Linked DNA regions of Homo sapiens: region 2 is linked to region 1. The links are chromatin contacts, found by Hi-C or POLR2A ChIA-PET in ENCODE. All regions are on one chromosome and are shown on one strand. Each heading gives the region's core, a stretch centred on a gene start or an enhancer-like site at or near the end of the contact. The rest is flanking DNA. Distances are from core to core; before and after follow the strand shown.

What was found. A loop is a pair of places that touch in the nucleus more often than their neighbours do. ChIA-PET counts read pairs that join two places held with the same protein, here RNA polymerase II (POLR2A). Pooled maps may share reads with other maps.
Region 2: a loop to region 1 is called in a pooled map, with 6 times the contacts of the local background. The contact joins two enhancer-like sites. A Hi-C loop is called at or near these places in 4 of 50 pooled maps. POLR2A ChIA-PET finds 5 or more read pairs at or near these places in 3 of 52 experiments (GM12878, HCT116 and activated T-cell).

Annotation. Positions count from the first base shown.
Region 1 is chr17:17,705,883-17,712,857 of GRCh38, forward strand. All of the region lies in intron 1 of RAI1 (retinoic acid induced 1), which reads left to right. LOC124903943 (a long non-coding RNA gene) reads right to left here. Exons shown (of 2, transcript XR_007065650.1): 2 at 1-6,975. Among named protein-coding and RNA genes, the nearest start is that of RAI1, 28 kb to the left of the region's middle. RefSeq lists a silencer at 293-587 and enhancers at 5,013-5,307, 6,712-6,801. Within about 2 kb of position 5,134, at least 22 of the 41 ENCODE cell types and tissues checked have a DNase peak (open chromatin) inside an H3K27ac peak, as active enhancers do; they include GM12878, where a contact is called at or near this core.
Region 2 is chr17:17,894,741-17,901,264 of GRCh38, forward strand. TOM1L2 (target of myb1 like 2 membrane trafficking protein) reads right to left here. Exons shown (of 15, transcript NM_001082968.2): 3 at 3,856-3,934. Among named protein-coding and RNA genes, the nearest start is that of SREBF1, 61 kb to the left of the region's middle. RefSeq lists an enhancer at 3,014-3,063. Within about 2 kb of position 2,776, at least 2 of the 41 ENCODE cell types and tissues checked have a DNase peak (open chromatin) inside an H3K27ac peak, as active enhancers do; they include GM12878, where a contact is called at or near this core.

The DNA.
Region 1 (6,975 bases), core at 3,884-6,383:
GCATGGTGGCGCGTGCCTGTAGTCCCAGCTACTCGGGAGGCTGAGGCAGGAGAATCTCCTGAATCCGGGAGGCAGAAGTTGCAGTGAGTTGAGATCGCACCACTGCACTCCAGCCTGGCAACAGAGCGAGACTCTGTCTCAAAAAAAAAAAAAAAAAAAAAAAAAGGCAACAAAAACCAAACGCCACTTGACCACCTGTTTCATAGGCCCTGAGGTAGCGCACAGGCCAGCAGGGAGCTATGGATCATTCTGCAGAGCCACGGTGCTTGCCCAGAGGTCAGCAGCCCTATGGGATGCTTGGGGTGGGGCGTCAGATTTGCAGAGCTGGGGCGAGGGAAGGAATGGCACTTGGGGGAGTGGGTCTGCTGGAGAAAGGCCTACAGGTAACAGGAAGCACTAGGCAGTTGGGTCCGGCCAGCAGGGATGGGACCGTGTAGTGGCCAAGCTGGAGGGGGACTTTGGTCCCTGGGTCATGGGGTGTGCAGTGCTCTGCACTGAATGATGAGAGGGCATGCATAGGTGAAACAAGAGGCCAGCTGCTGAAGGGAGGAAGACCAGGTAGGCAGCTGGGCCAAGGATCCAGGTGGACAAGGGCTGGCATGGGTCTGAAGAGGAAGAGCAGGGCCAGGGAAAGCCCAGGGCTGGATGGCCAGTGGTTGTGAGCTGCACCAGCAGCCAGAGGGAGCCGGGGACTGGATGGGGGTGGCCCTGTGCAGTGACGGGGAAAGTTTGAGGGATCAGAGTAGAGTTGGGGCACCCGAGCGGCATCCAGGGGAGATGTCCAGGATGTAGGGTGGTGAATGGACAGGACATTGAAGTGAGAATCACCCCTCCTGCCCATAGACAAACCATTGGTTTGAGGGTGGGGCCTGCCCTGGGAGCCGGGAAGCACACATTTCTTCTCTGTGTGGGCTCAGGGGAAAAAAAGAATTGAAACTCCCACAGGGGAAAAGTTTTTAAAGATTCCACCATTGGAATGCTGGTCTTGTGTAACAGGAATGTTTTAATCCATGCATTTGAAACACAGTTATTGAGATCCTACTGTGAGCTGGGCTCTGCCCTAGGTGCCCATGGGTGAGCAGACAGACAGCGATCTCTGCCCTGGTGAGCTCCTTCCTGTCTTAGTGGGAGACAGGCAGCTAATGACGAGCAATCTGGGGCATGCTCCTTAGTCCTAAGCTACTCAGGAGGCTGAGGCAGGCAGATCGCTTGAGTTCAGGAGTTCGAGGCCAGCCTGGGCTACATAGCAGAACCCCGCCTCTACAAAAAATACATAAATTAGCTGGGCATGGTGGTGTGTACCTGTATTCTCAGCTACTCAGGAGGCTGAGGTGGGAAGATCGCTTGAGCCCCGGAGTTTGAATCCAGCCTGGGTAACATAGCAAGACCTTGTCTCTGAAAATAACTAAATACTTTTAAAAAGAAGATAGATGTAGTGAGAAAAAAAAGTAGGTGGGGAAGGGGCTCAGGGATGGGGGAGATGCGTGCAGTTTTAAATTGGAGTGCCAGGAAAGGCCTCCCTGAGAAGGTGACAGGTGAGCAAAGACTCGAGGGAGGTCAGTGAACCTTGCAATGTCAAAGGGAAGGGCATTGCAGGCAGAGGGAATAGCAGTGCAAAGGTCCTGAGGCAGGAACGTGTTTCCATGTTGCAAGAACAGCAGGGGAGCCACTGTGGCTGGAGGGGACTGAGAGAGGGGAGAGGGTTCCTGGAAGACTGTTTGTTTATTTGAGACAGGGTCTCACTCTGTCACCCAGGTTGGAGTGCAGTGGCATGATCTCAGCTCACTGCAACCTCCACCTCCCAGGCTCTAGTGGTCCTCCCACCTCAGCCTCCTGAGTAGCTGGGACCACAGATGCGTGCCACCATGCCCTACTAATTTTTTGTATTTTTGGTAGAGACGGGTTTTTGCCATGTTGCCCAGGCTGGTCTCAAACTCCTAAGCTCAGGCAATCCACCTGCCTCAGCTTCCCAAAGTGCTGGGATCATAGGTGTGAGCCACCGTGCAGGCCAGACTCTAGCTTTCATTCTGAGTGAGCTGGAGACTGCAAGAGGCAGGCTCCAAGCTGACTTACTATCTCACAGGCTCCCTCAGGAGTTGAGGGGGCCAGACAGAGCTTGAAGGGGAGTAGAAGGCTCCTGGAGGCTCTGGCAGACCTCAGAAGCTGCAGCCACATCGACCAAGCTGACCCCACCCACCATCTCCAAGGAATGGGTTAATGGGCACCCCAGGCCTCTCAGGTCTCTGCCTCTGCCTTGCTCCTCCTCCTTCCTCCTGCTGCCACCCTCTGATGGTGCTTCAGCCTGTGCCATTTTTCTGGGTCCTCTCCAAGTGTATATTGACCCTGAGGTGGCAGCAGGAGGGGAGGCAGGCCCCCTCCCCAGGAGGAGACCCCCTTGATGAACTCTGAGAAGCTGGTTGCTTAGCAAGCCCTTTTTTCTCCAACAATACTTGTGCTAATCAGCCTAGATTGAATGAGCAAGGAATTGGCTTTTGCACCTTCCTGTCCTCTCTTCTCATATATATATATACACACACACACACACATATATATATATGTACATTTTTTTCCCTTAGAGACAGAGTCTCACTATGTTGCCCAATCTGGATTCAAAGTCCTAGGCTCAAGCAATCCTCCTACCTTAGCTTCCTGAGTAGCTGGAACTACAGGTGTGTGCTAGAGTGCCTGGCTAGGGACTCCATTCTAGAATCATGGAATCTTAGGGGTCCCCTGGGTTGCATCTTGACTCAGTGAGTGAGTGGGTTACTTTTTCACATCCCTCCTTGTACACCTCCTGTGACTCCTGGCAGCTCACTCTCTTTCTAGCGACTGAGGGCCTCTGGACAAGGTGAGGGGGACAGAGCAATGGTCCAGAAGTTAGAAGACTGTGGTCCCAGTCACAGGCTGGGCACCATAAGTGGACACCATAACTGACCCATCCTCCTTTTGTGCTCAAATGCTGCAGTTCATCCGGAAACAACCAAAACATTCCAGCTTCACAGCTGCCAGGGTTTGGAGTTGAACCCTGTGTCCCGTGCTCCTGCCACCCCTGCTCCAGGCACAAAGGGAACAGTTCGTCAGTCCACCACGGGCCTTTCCTATCCTCAGTTGCAGAGTGGGCCAGGACATGCCGCTTTACAGATGGGAAGACTGAGGCCCAGAGAGTGGAAGGGAAGGAGAGGAGCCCATTCCAGGCTCCCGGCCTGGGATTTTTCCCATATGCTCCAGCAGCCACCCGGGGACCATCATTATGACAATGATGACTGATGGAGGGCCTAGTGTGCCGGGCACTGTGCTGAGAGACCCCAAGGAGGGCGTAGCATCTGTGTCCACAGGAGGAGGCTGTGAGGCTGAGAGTACCTAGGGAGAGCAGAGCTGGAGCTGGCTGGGCTCTGGCCATGCGGCTTTGCTGTTTGCTGTCTGCTGTTTGCCGTATCAAGGGGCGATACTCAGGCGGGCTCCTCTCAGTCTCTCTTCTTTGGTCTCACCTCTACTCAGAAAAGCCCTTTGCTGGCCCCCAAATACTCCTACCCCGACTCTCTTCTCCACCCCTCCAGGCTCCCAAGGCCCCTGCCTGCCTCGGCCTCCCTGCTGGGTTGACCACAGTCAGTCCTGGCTGGAAGCTGACCCTCTCCACAGCTGCCCCAAAATACATGTCACAGTGGGGCATTTGCAGTTCCAGCCTGGGCAGCTGCCCACTAGGTCTCTTTCCTTCCCTTCCCTGGGTCTGCCCCCAGGCCCCTGGCCTCATTCTGGTCCTGAGCTCCCTTCTCTGGGCCAAGGAGCTGCTGGGCCTCGGGGAGGGGGAACCCCAGCACTAGGTCCAAAGTGATGTAGCAGGGCCACTGTCTGTGCCGGGGCCTGGAGCTTTCCTCTGAACCTTAAGGGGCCCCCAGATCAGCTCCGTGCGGGCCTGGGGTGCAGCTTCCAGAATCTTGGAAACCTGTTTTTCATGGAGCCAGATAGAATGAGCACCCAGGAGGAGGCAGTTCCAAGAGCTGGTGCTTCAGGAGGAAACCTGCACAGCAGACAGGCGTGCGCACATTCCTAGATGCTAGCCCTGTGGCGGCGCACCTCACGCTCATTCACAGTACACGGACATGCTCACCTGCCCACCATGGGTGGTCAACCCTTGGACACCCACACTCTTCTCACACCCTCACACACACACTCTGCACCACTCGCCTAGCCCCGGCCACGCTCATGTCAGGATTCTGAAGACCTCGAGCACACACAGACACGCACCTGGTCACGTGCACTTTCACACATACACTTGGCACCAGGGTGGCAGCAGCGGAGGTGACTGAGAAGCCTGCTTTTCACAGAGAATCAGAACCCAGCGGGGGCTTTAGCCACAAAAAAAGAGCATTTCAAGGAGAAGGGCTGCCTGCATGCCAAGCACACGCCCCTCACCTACCCAGGACCCCTTGTGGGAGCTGAGCCCCATGGAGACCCCGGGGTACCCATCCCACCCTCCAACATCCATCCCTACGTGGATATACGGCCACAGTTGCAGCTGCGGCCATGAGGAGGGGTTTTTGCTCCTTTTTAGCAGTGCTCCATCCCCCACCCCAGAGTACAGGGGGCTGCCCAGAGACCCTCCTGGCCCTGGGGGCCTGTGAGTCAGAGGCTGCCAGTGGTGGCCTTTCGGCTGTTGCTGGGGAAATGGCAGCACAGTGGCCACCAAGACTAGGACTCCCTGGGGAGGCCCTGCTGGCCCTGGCACTGGTGGCTTGGCCTCACCCAGCCCCACCTGGCAGATGTGCCCCTTGTGGCTACCCAAGGACTGGCCCCCTCCTCATTTCAGAGGTGGAGAAACTGAGGTAAAAAAGTGGAGACAGCCAGGGCACCCCTCCCACAAGGCCCTGCCTCATTTGAGACAGAGCCCTCTGGGAAGCCTGTGCATTCTGTAGGTGGGGACCTTTGGGGCCATTTTTTCCAGAGGCCCAGAGAGGGCCGTCTTCTTGCCCAAGGTCACACAGCAAGTTCATGGCATAAGCTAGCCAGCCTCGTACTCCAGAGCTCTCCTGAGGGCCCCCATGTGTCTGTGCGGGGGTGTTGATGGGGGGCAGGTGGGAGGGAGGAGGTAAGGCTGATTTGTTTCCCAGCCTCCTCCCCCTCCCCTGCTCCCTTCTCTCCCTCACACGGTTTGTTTGGAGAATGACTCACAGGAATGCAGCAAAATCCTGATGGATGGGAAGGCAGGGCCGCAGTACCCGGAAAACCTCTCCAGGGTAGGGAGGCGGGGCTGAGCCTTGGGGCCTGAGAGGCTGGTGATAGGGGAGCCCTGCATGCAGGTGGGGCGACTGAGGCCCTGGAAGAACTCTGGTCACGTCCTGGCTGGGGGTTGTCCCTCCTCGACAGAAACACACAGGCCCTGGCTGCCGCAGCACCCCTGGAGCACCCGTCCCCCATGATTTCCATCTTTGTGTCCCCGAGGCATCTGGTGCACTGTAGCTGACAAACACATGCATTTTGGCACTGAGTGTGACCCAAGTCAGACCCTCCTGTGTGTGCCCTGTCCCCCAGGTCCTCCCAGCTCCCCGGAGTTGGGGGGCGGGTGCTTGCCATTCAGTCCTTTCAGAGGCAGCCAAGGGCCTACGGCATGCTGGACACTGCCAGGGGCTGGGGAGGCTGGGATGGAGCTGGAGGGAAGTGGGAGGTGTACACGGGATGGACACCTCCTGTGTATGTTCCAAATGTGCTGGAGGCCTCAACAGGTCTTGGTACAAGGTGAGGCAAACCTTAGAGGACCTAGGATGAAGTTTCACGTAAAGGAACAGTGGCTGTAAGGGCTCCCAGAAAGTGTAGGGACCCTGGGAAGGTCCCAGTCTTTGAATAAAGGTGGGTGGGACCTTATTGGTAGCTTGGGGCATTAGGGCCCAGATATCAGGCAGCAGCATGAGGTGAGGCCCGGGCTCTGTCCCAGGGCAAGCCCTCCTCCTGCGCACCACATCTGGGGCCTCCGAGGAGGGACAAAGCATTCAACTCCCGGGACCTGTGGGTGGGAATGTCCCCAGGCCCAGCCCTTTAGTGCCTGCTGATGGCTGTCACGCGGTGTCCGGCCCTGATGACCAGATATGTGTTTTCAAGAGAAGCTGGAATTTGGATTTTTATGTGAACTCTCCTGATTCTCAAATGCTGGCTCCGTTAACAAAAGGCACAGTGTGGTTTAAACCACACATGTCCGCAGGCAGAGGACCACCAGTTTCTAATGTCTGCGCTGTGGGGCGCTTGGGTTTTTGCATTTGGTTCTTTTACATTCCTTATTTTATTGGAAACAGCCCAAATAGTCACTGAGCTGCAACTCTGTGCTAGGTGCCGGGGCTCTATCAGCGAATAAAACAACATGTGACGGAGCTGCCATTTTAGTGGGAGAAGACAGTGAATAAACATATATCAGGTGATATGTGTTAGGAAGCAAATGGAAGCAGGGCTCCAGAACAGAGAGCGGCTGCAAGGCCAAGCCCACATTTGGGTGGAAGGGGCAGCTAGTGCAAAGGCCCTGAGGTGGGGCTATGCTAGGTGTGTTAGAGGCCTGTGTGGCTGCAGCGGGAGTGGGTGGGGAAGTGGGAGGAGGTGAGGTCAGAAGGTAGCATAGGTCAAATGGCATAGGAGACTGTGGGCTGTGGTATAAGCTTGGTTTTAAGTCTTATGTGAGGTGGGAGCCATGGAGGATTCCTAGGGAGGGAGGGTCAGGATCAGACTTGGTTTAACAGGCTCTGTCTGGGTGTTGTAATGGCTGAGTGGGGCAAGGATGGGCCTAGGAGGCCCAGAAGGGGCTATTGCACTTGTCTGGCTGAGTGATGATGCGGCCTGAACAGGAAGGGGGTAGTCACCAGAGGGTGACCTGAGGAAACTGTGGTCAAGCCTCTCCATGGTGTAAACAGTAAACACGATACTGATTCTAAGGACTTGGTAGTAACATGGAAATGGTGACTGTGTATAATGCTATGTGAAAATAGGATTAGAAAA
Region 2 (6,524 bases), core at 1,526-4,025, 190 kb after region 1:
GCCAACACGGCGAAGCCCTGCGTCTACTACAAATACAAAAACTAGCCAGGCTTGGTGGCACATGCCTGTAATCCCAGCTACTTGGGAGGCTGAGGCAGGAGAATCGCTTGAACCTGGGAGGTGGAGGTTGCAATGAGCTAAGATCGCGCCATTGCACTCCAGCTCAGGCAACAGAACAAAACTCTGTCTCAAAAACATACATACATACATACATACATACATACATACATACATACATGCATGCATGCATGCATAAAATAATGCACATAGCAAAGTATCCTGCATAGGGGAGGTGCCCAATAACTGATGACCATGATTACGTGATTACTGTTCAGAAGGCTGCTGTACACACGACGAAGGGGATGGCCTCTTATCCTCCCATAGGACAGGTATGTAGCCTCTTGGAATTCGGAGGTGCCAACTGGGAGTGCTCTGAACTTCCCAGCACTGTGTAAACCAACCCATAGGATTACCTGGCCCTTCCCATGCCAACAGCCCCCAGTGCCACAGTCTACTAACTGGGGAATGCCTCCTCAAAACGATGTCACCAGCAACAGGGAACATTTCTGACTACCTCAATTATTCTCATTTGCCCAAACTAATCCAACCACTGGTTAACTTCTGCAGCCATCCCACAGGGCTAGGTCCAAGCAAGTGGGCTTTACCTGGACAAAACATAGCCGTAAAGAAAGGTCCATAACTGGAACACTGACTGAATGCGACTATATGCCAGGCACTATGAGAGATCCTTCCATAACATATGGAGTTTTATCCAATTCTCACAACTAATTACTTCTCCTTAAGTGGACCTTAATATCCCATGTTTTAGAGTTAAGAGGTTTAGAAAGGTGAAGACATTGATCTAGGTACAAATTGTCAGTCAGTGCCAGAAGGAGCACAAGAGCTGTGATTAGCCTTCTCTGGAGCCCCAGTCTCCTCGCCCACCTTGAGGCCACAGGGCCATCCCTCCCTCACAGCTCTCCTCCAAGCAGCCACATCAGCTAAGAGTGCCTCAGATGACAGGCAACATGTGTTAGATTTATTGTTCCCCCCTTTGGTCCTTGAAATAACCCTGTAAGATGGGAATCATCCCATTTTAGAGATGAGGAAGCTGAGGATCAGAGGTACCATGTAACTTAACCTAGGAGGCCAAAGCTGGGACTCCCCATGCCAGGCAGCTCCGCAGCCAGCCAGAATCGTTCCTTGCCTTGCTGCTGGCTGCACCTTAGGAGGCCCCGGGTTCCTCTGGGCTTGCCAAGGAAGATTCTGGAGGTTAGCACCCTCAGGGCCTCTGAGTGACCACAGGTTTTACTAAGCCAAGGAGGCATTTTCCTTTCTGAGTCTCTGCTTGTGCCTGATTCTGGTAACCGTGAGGTAATTGGCATTCACTCTCTTGTAGTGATCCATGGGGGCACTGAAATGAACCAGAGGGGTTCTTTCTGTTCTCAAGGGCCTTACAGGCACCCTTCTCTCTAGGATTCTCTAAAACCTTCCTCCCAACTCAGGCAGTGGGGTGTTGGGGTCAAGGCAGATGGCAAGAAGTATGCTTTATTTTGTGAGAAGCAGGTGGGAAAGGTGAGGCTGCAATTATGAGTGGGGAAGAGAATTGGAAAAACAGGCATAGGTCTGAGGAGTAGAGCAGCCTGGGGCTCCACTCCACTCTCAGAGCAACAGTGGCAGGAACCACTGCCCGCCATTAGGGAATACATGCTTAGTTTCTCCTGCACAGCAGTCCTCAAGGTCAGTGTGTCCCAGCCTGGTCTTGGAAGTGCCCTGGACAGAGATGCATGTGCCACAGAGCAGCCCCAAAGCCTATCTGAGCAGGAGATCTAGGAGGTCCTCCCTGGGCTGGCAAGAGCCGCTTTAGGCCACCCTGCCAAACAGGACCCTGGCAGTTTTGTCCCTATAGGTTGAAAGGCATGAAACATACAGTGGTAATTTTCCAGAATGAAGCCAAAAGCCATGGAGAAAGTAAACGGGGCCTCTAAGCAATCAGAAGTGATGTTTAAGTCCACAAATGAAGACACAAGCAGAGAGCCCCTCAGGGCTTCTTACTAACTTATTTTGGGTAAATATTAACAATTTTGGTGGGTACAGATATGAAGTCCGGAGAGGGCCACAGGAAACAGGAGGACTGAAAGTGACTAAGAGAGTAAGTGAAGCCCTATCAGCAGACGTGAGACCATGCAAAGCGCGCTAGGATGGGGCCTCAGTGTAGGGACGGCAGCCCTGCGCATTTCACAGGCCTCCCAAAGGCATGGCTGGGTTTGTAGTGAAGACCTAACCCAAGGAAAGGTCAAACAGTGTCCATCATGCCCTGCTAGAGGAAGGCAAGTAAACGCAGAGTTCACTTTAGAAAGATTTCCATCCAACACGATTACCATGAAGTTGGGTGTGTAAATGGAGATGTTTTAGATAGCAGTAAAATTCCCTGATATATTAGAGCTCATTCCCTCGTGATATGAGTTATTGAAAGCCACTCGTTTTGGGCATCACTCCTGGTTTAGTGAATGCTGTGGCTCAAATTCTGAGAAAAAATAAAATAAAAGCTTCAACTCCCTATTTCTCAACCAGTCTTTTCTCCTTTATTATTCAAATCCCAATTCCCTGGCAGAACTCTCTTAATAAGTTTTGGGGTTTCGCTTGGGCAAAAAATCCAAACAGGTTCTCTGCTTTAAAAGGAAACATGGTTGTTTTGGATAAATAACCTACTATTTCAAAGCCCCAGAGAAGTTGACCTGGTGACCTGTTACAGTTTCTATTTTAAGAACTCACTGTGGCCCAGATTTTGCCACATCTGAAAAACTGTTAGTTCTCAAGACAGAAATAACACCTGAAGTCGTCTTTTTAAATTCTCTGACAGCTTTGGTAAGGGCAAAAATCTGGTCTGTTCCTTCCTGAAAAAAATCACTTGGCTGACTTTTTCAAGAGTCTTTGTAGCTATTTTCAGTTTTTACCCCATGCAAAAGACCACTTTATGATGGCAATCCACAGCTCAGTACACCTCACTAGCTGTGAAGGCTGGGTAAACCTCCAGACCTCTCTGAGCCTCAGTTTCATCATCTGTACGGGGGAGGATAGTAAAATCTCTTTTGGAGGGTGGTTGTAAACATATTCATTAATGTCCAAAAAGTTCAGCACAGTCCCAGGCAGGGGCAGGTACTCAATAGGTGGAAGTTAACTTTTTTTTTTTTTTTTTTTTTGAGACGAAGTCTCACTCTGTTGCCCAAGCTGGAGTGCAGTGGTGCGATCTCAGCTCACGGCAACCTCCACCTCCCGGGTTCAAGCAATTCTCCTGCCTCAGCCTCCTGAGTAGCTGGGACTACAGGCACCTGCCACCATGCCTGGCTAATTTTTGTATTTTTAGTAGAGACTGGGTTTCACTATGTTGGCCAGGCTGGTCTTGAACTCCTGACCTTGAGATCCTCCCGCTTCAGCCTCCCAAAGTGCTGGGATTACAGGTGTGAGTCACCGCGCCTGGCCAACATTTTTACAAAGAGGAAACTGATATCTAGAGAAGGAGTTGGTCTCAGTCTCAGAGCAGGCTGGTGACAGAAAAGGGACCCACCCAAAACCTTTAGCTCCTCTGCTCTGGGCTTCTGTACCTGACAGCACTGCACACACCTTATCTTCTGCTCGTATACATTTACCAAATTGAAGCTCACCACTCCCTGTTTCAGAGGACAGGAAAACCCAAAGGCAATACCAGAAGGCTTTGCTGGACTCCAGTGGCCCAGGCACCAAGCCATTCAGAGGTTGTGCTAAGTGGGCAGAGGGAAGGCCCTGTGAGGGGGGCAAGGCCAGGAGCAAGGAGTTCCCCAGATGACTTCTCTCCTCAAGGAGAATAGCACTCACTGTTAATGCCAGCATCACCTCTCTGTAGTTCCGGTTCCCGTTGAGCCGCTTCTTCAGGGCTCGAATGGCATCCTTTGGCCTGGAAAAAAGAACAGACATATAAAGATACTTACAATCCCACTTGAGGACACGATCCTACAGATATGTGAACTAGTATATATGCAAGACTATTTGCTGGCTGCAGCATGTTTGTAAATGTAAAAGACTGGGAACAAACTGAATGTCCATCAATACACAACAGGTTAAATTAAATCATTGACACAATGGAATACTATGCAGCTGCAAAAAAGAATAAAGAAACTCATGCACCAATATACACCAAACTCAAAGACATGTGCATAAAGTTCTTTGCATAACAGTGTACAAAGCTTGCTATTAGTTGAGTTATAGAAGGAAAGCAAACATACATAGCACAGGTGCCAGCGTAGGGAAGAGACTCTCTAGAAAGAGCTATAACAACCTGGTAACTGTGGCTGCCCCTAAGGAAGGGAACCAAAGGCGGAGGGAGGTTTTTCACTGGACTGCCTTTTTGCAGACCTCTTGAATTCTGTATCACATGCAAGTATTATTTATTCAAAACCCTAACTAACCCACTGGTGTGTGGGTACATAGAAGAGAGTTTTTCCAGAGAAACCATATGAGAGACACAGAAGAGAGCGTGCCAGGTCCTTGTGAGCCCTGGATGCCCGGCTCTTCCTGAATTCCATGGAACTCCTTTTCCCAGAGAAAGCTTAAGTGAGTCTCCTTAAAACCCAACAAGTTTTGTGTTTTTAGGTGACAGATCTGAGGTGGATTCCCAGATAAAATCTTGCAGAATTATAGACAGTACTCAGTTCACAAATGGGCTCTGTCCAAAAGTTGGAGTGGAGCTGTTTGGAAGTTGGAGTGAGTTCTTCCTTAATTACTCTTATACCTTAGAGTCAGGATTCCCAGGCAGCCCTCTAAGTATACATATTACATGTAGGTCTTGTGTCTAACATGTAATTTAATTTATTCTAACTCAGGATTCAACAAAGCTGTGGGCCTAGCAGCTGCCCCTGGCACAAAGCCCCTGTGCTGACCTGACCCATCACCCTATGCTCTGGGGAGCCCTCAGTCCGGCTGTGGGCCAGCGCTTTGCAATCACACATGGGTTCCAGCCTTCCACTAATCTATGTGTCAATATACTGGTCTTTCCCAGCTTGCACGTTTGTTAAGTCAGGGATCTCCTATTCCTACAGTTTTAAAACATTTATACTCTACCAAATGAAAAGGCCCCTTCAAATGTGTATGAGGAAGTTGAGGAGGGGAAAGGGTTGATGCTCTGCTAATCAGCTTAATTTAAGAGAAACTGGGCCGGGCATGGTGGCTCACAGTCTGTAATCCCAGCACTTTGGGAGACCAAGGCAGGTGGATAACCTGAGGACAGGAGTTTGAGACCAGCCTGGCCAACATGGTGAAACCCCGTCTTTACTGAAATATACAAAAATTAGCTGGGTGTGGTGGCAGCTGCCTGTAATCCTAGCTGCTCGGGAGGCTGAGGCAGGAGAATCGCTTGAACCTGGGAGACGGAGGTTGCAGTGAGCTGAGATCACGCCATTGTACTCCAGCCTGGGCGACAAGAGTGAAACTTCATCTCCATAAAAATAAAAAAGAGAAAGTGTGTCCAGCATTATGGCTCATTCCTGTAATCCCAGGACTTTGGGAGGCCGAGATGGGTGGATCACTTGAGGTCAGGAGTTCAAGACCAGCCTGGCCAACATGGTGAAACCCTGTCTCTACTAAAAATACAAAAAAATTAGCTGGGCATGGTGATGTGTGCCTGTAGTCCCAGGTACTCTGGAGGCTGAGGCAAGAGAATTGCTTGAACCTGAGATGTGAAGGTTGCAGTGAGCTGAGATTATGCCACTGCACTCCAGCCTGGGTGACAGAGTAAGACTCCATCTCAAAAAAAAAAAAAAAAAAGAGAGAAAGAAAGAAAAAAAGTTTAAGGAGCAAGGCTACTAGAAGAAAATTTTAAAACACCCTGAATCACCTGTTTCCCATTCCCAGCTTGACATATGGCTGCCCTGTAGGAATTCTTGGCCCCTGGGTCAAAGGGCTGATGAGACAGACACAAGGCTCCATGGGGACTGGGCCCAAGGCCAAGTATGTCTGCAGTACGGCTGCCATTTCCAAAAGGGGATGCTGATTTCTGCAAATATGGGACTTAACCGGCTCTCTGCTTTGAAGGCTGTTTGTGGCATGAGAGCTGATGAAATTCAGTGGCTACTGGCCAACAGCATGGACTGATTTCCTCTCTCCAAGGCTCTGCCAAACCACTGCTGTCCCTGACCCACAGCTGCCACACCCCTCAGTCCTCTCTTCTGTCCTCTTGAACTTCCATGGAACAGGAAAATAGGAAGAGCGCCTGAGGGCTGCAATCATTTCTGGCTGGCAGAGGACCAGCACACTCAGGGCTCTCCTGGTGTGGGGGCCACGGGGTGGGAAATCAGACAGTCAGCAGCTTCCTGGATGAGGTTTAAAATGAAAATTCATCCATAGGCTCTGGGAAGTACTGGCCGAGAGTGATGGGTGAGCACAAAAGCAAGTATTTATCTCTCTCCCCGGGGGAAAAGCTTCAGAGAGGAGGATCAAAGTCATGTCAAAGGAAACACAAAGTTTCAAGAAGCTGCAGCAGATTAGATAGT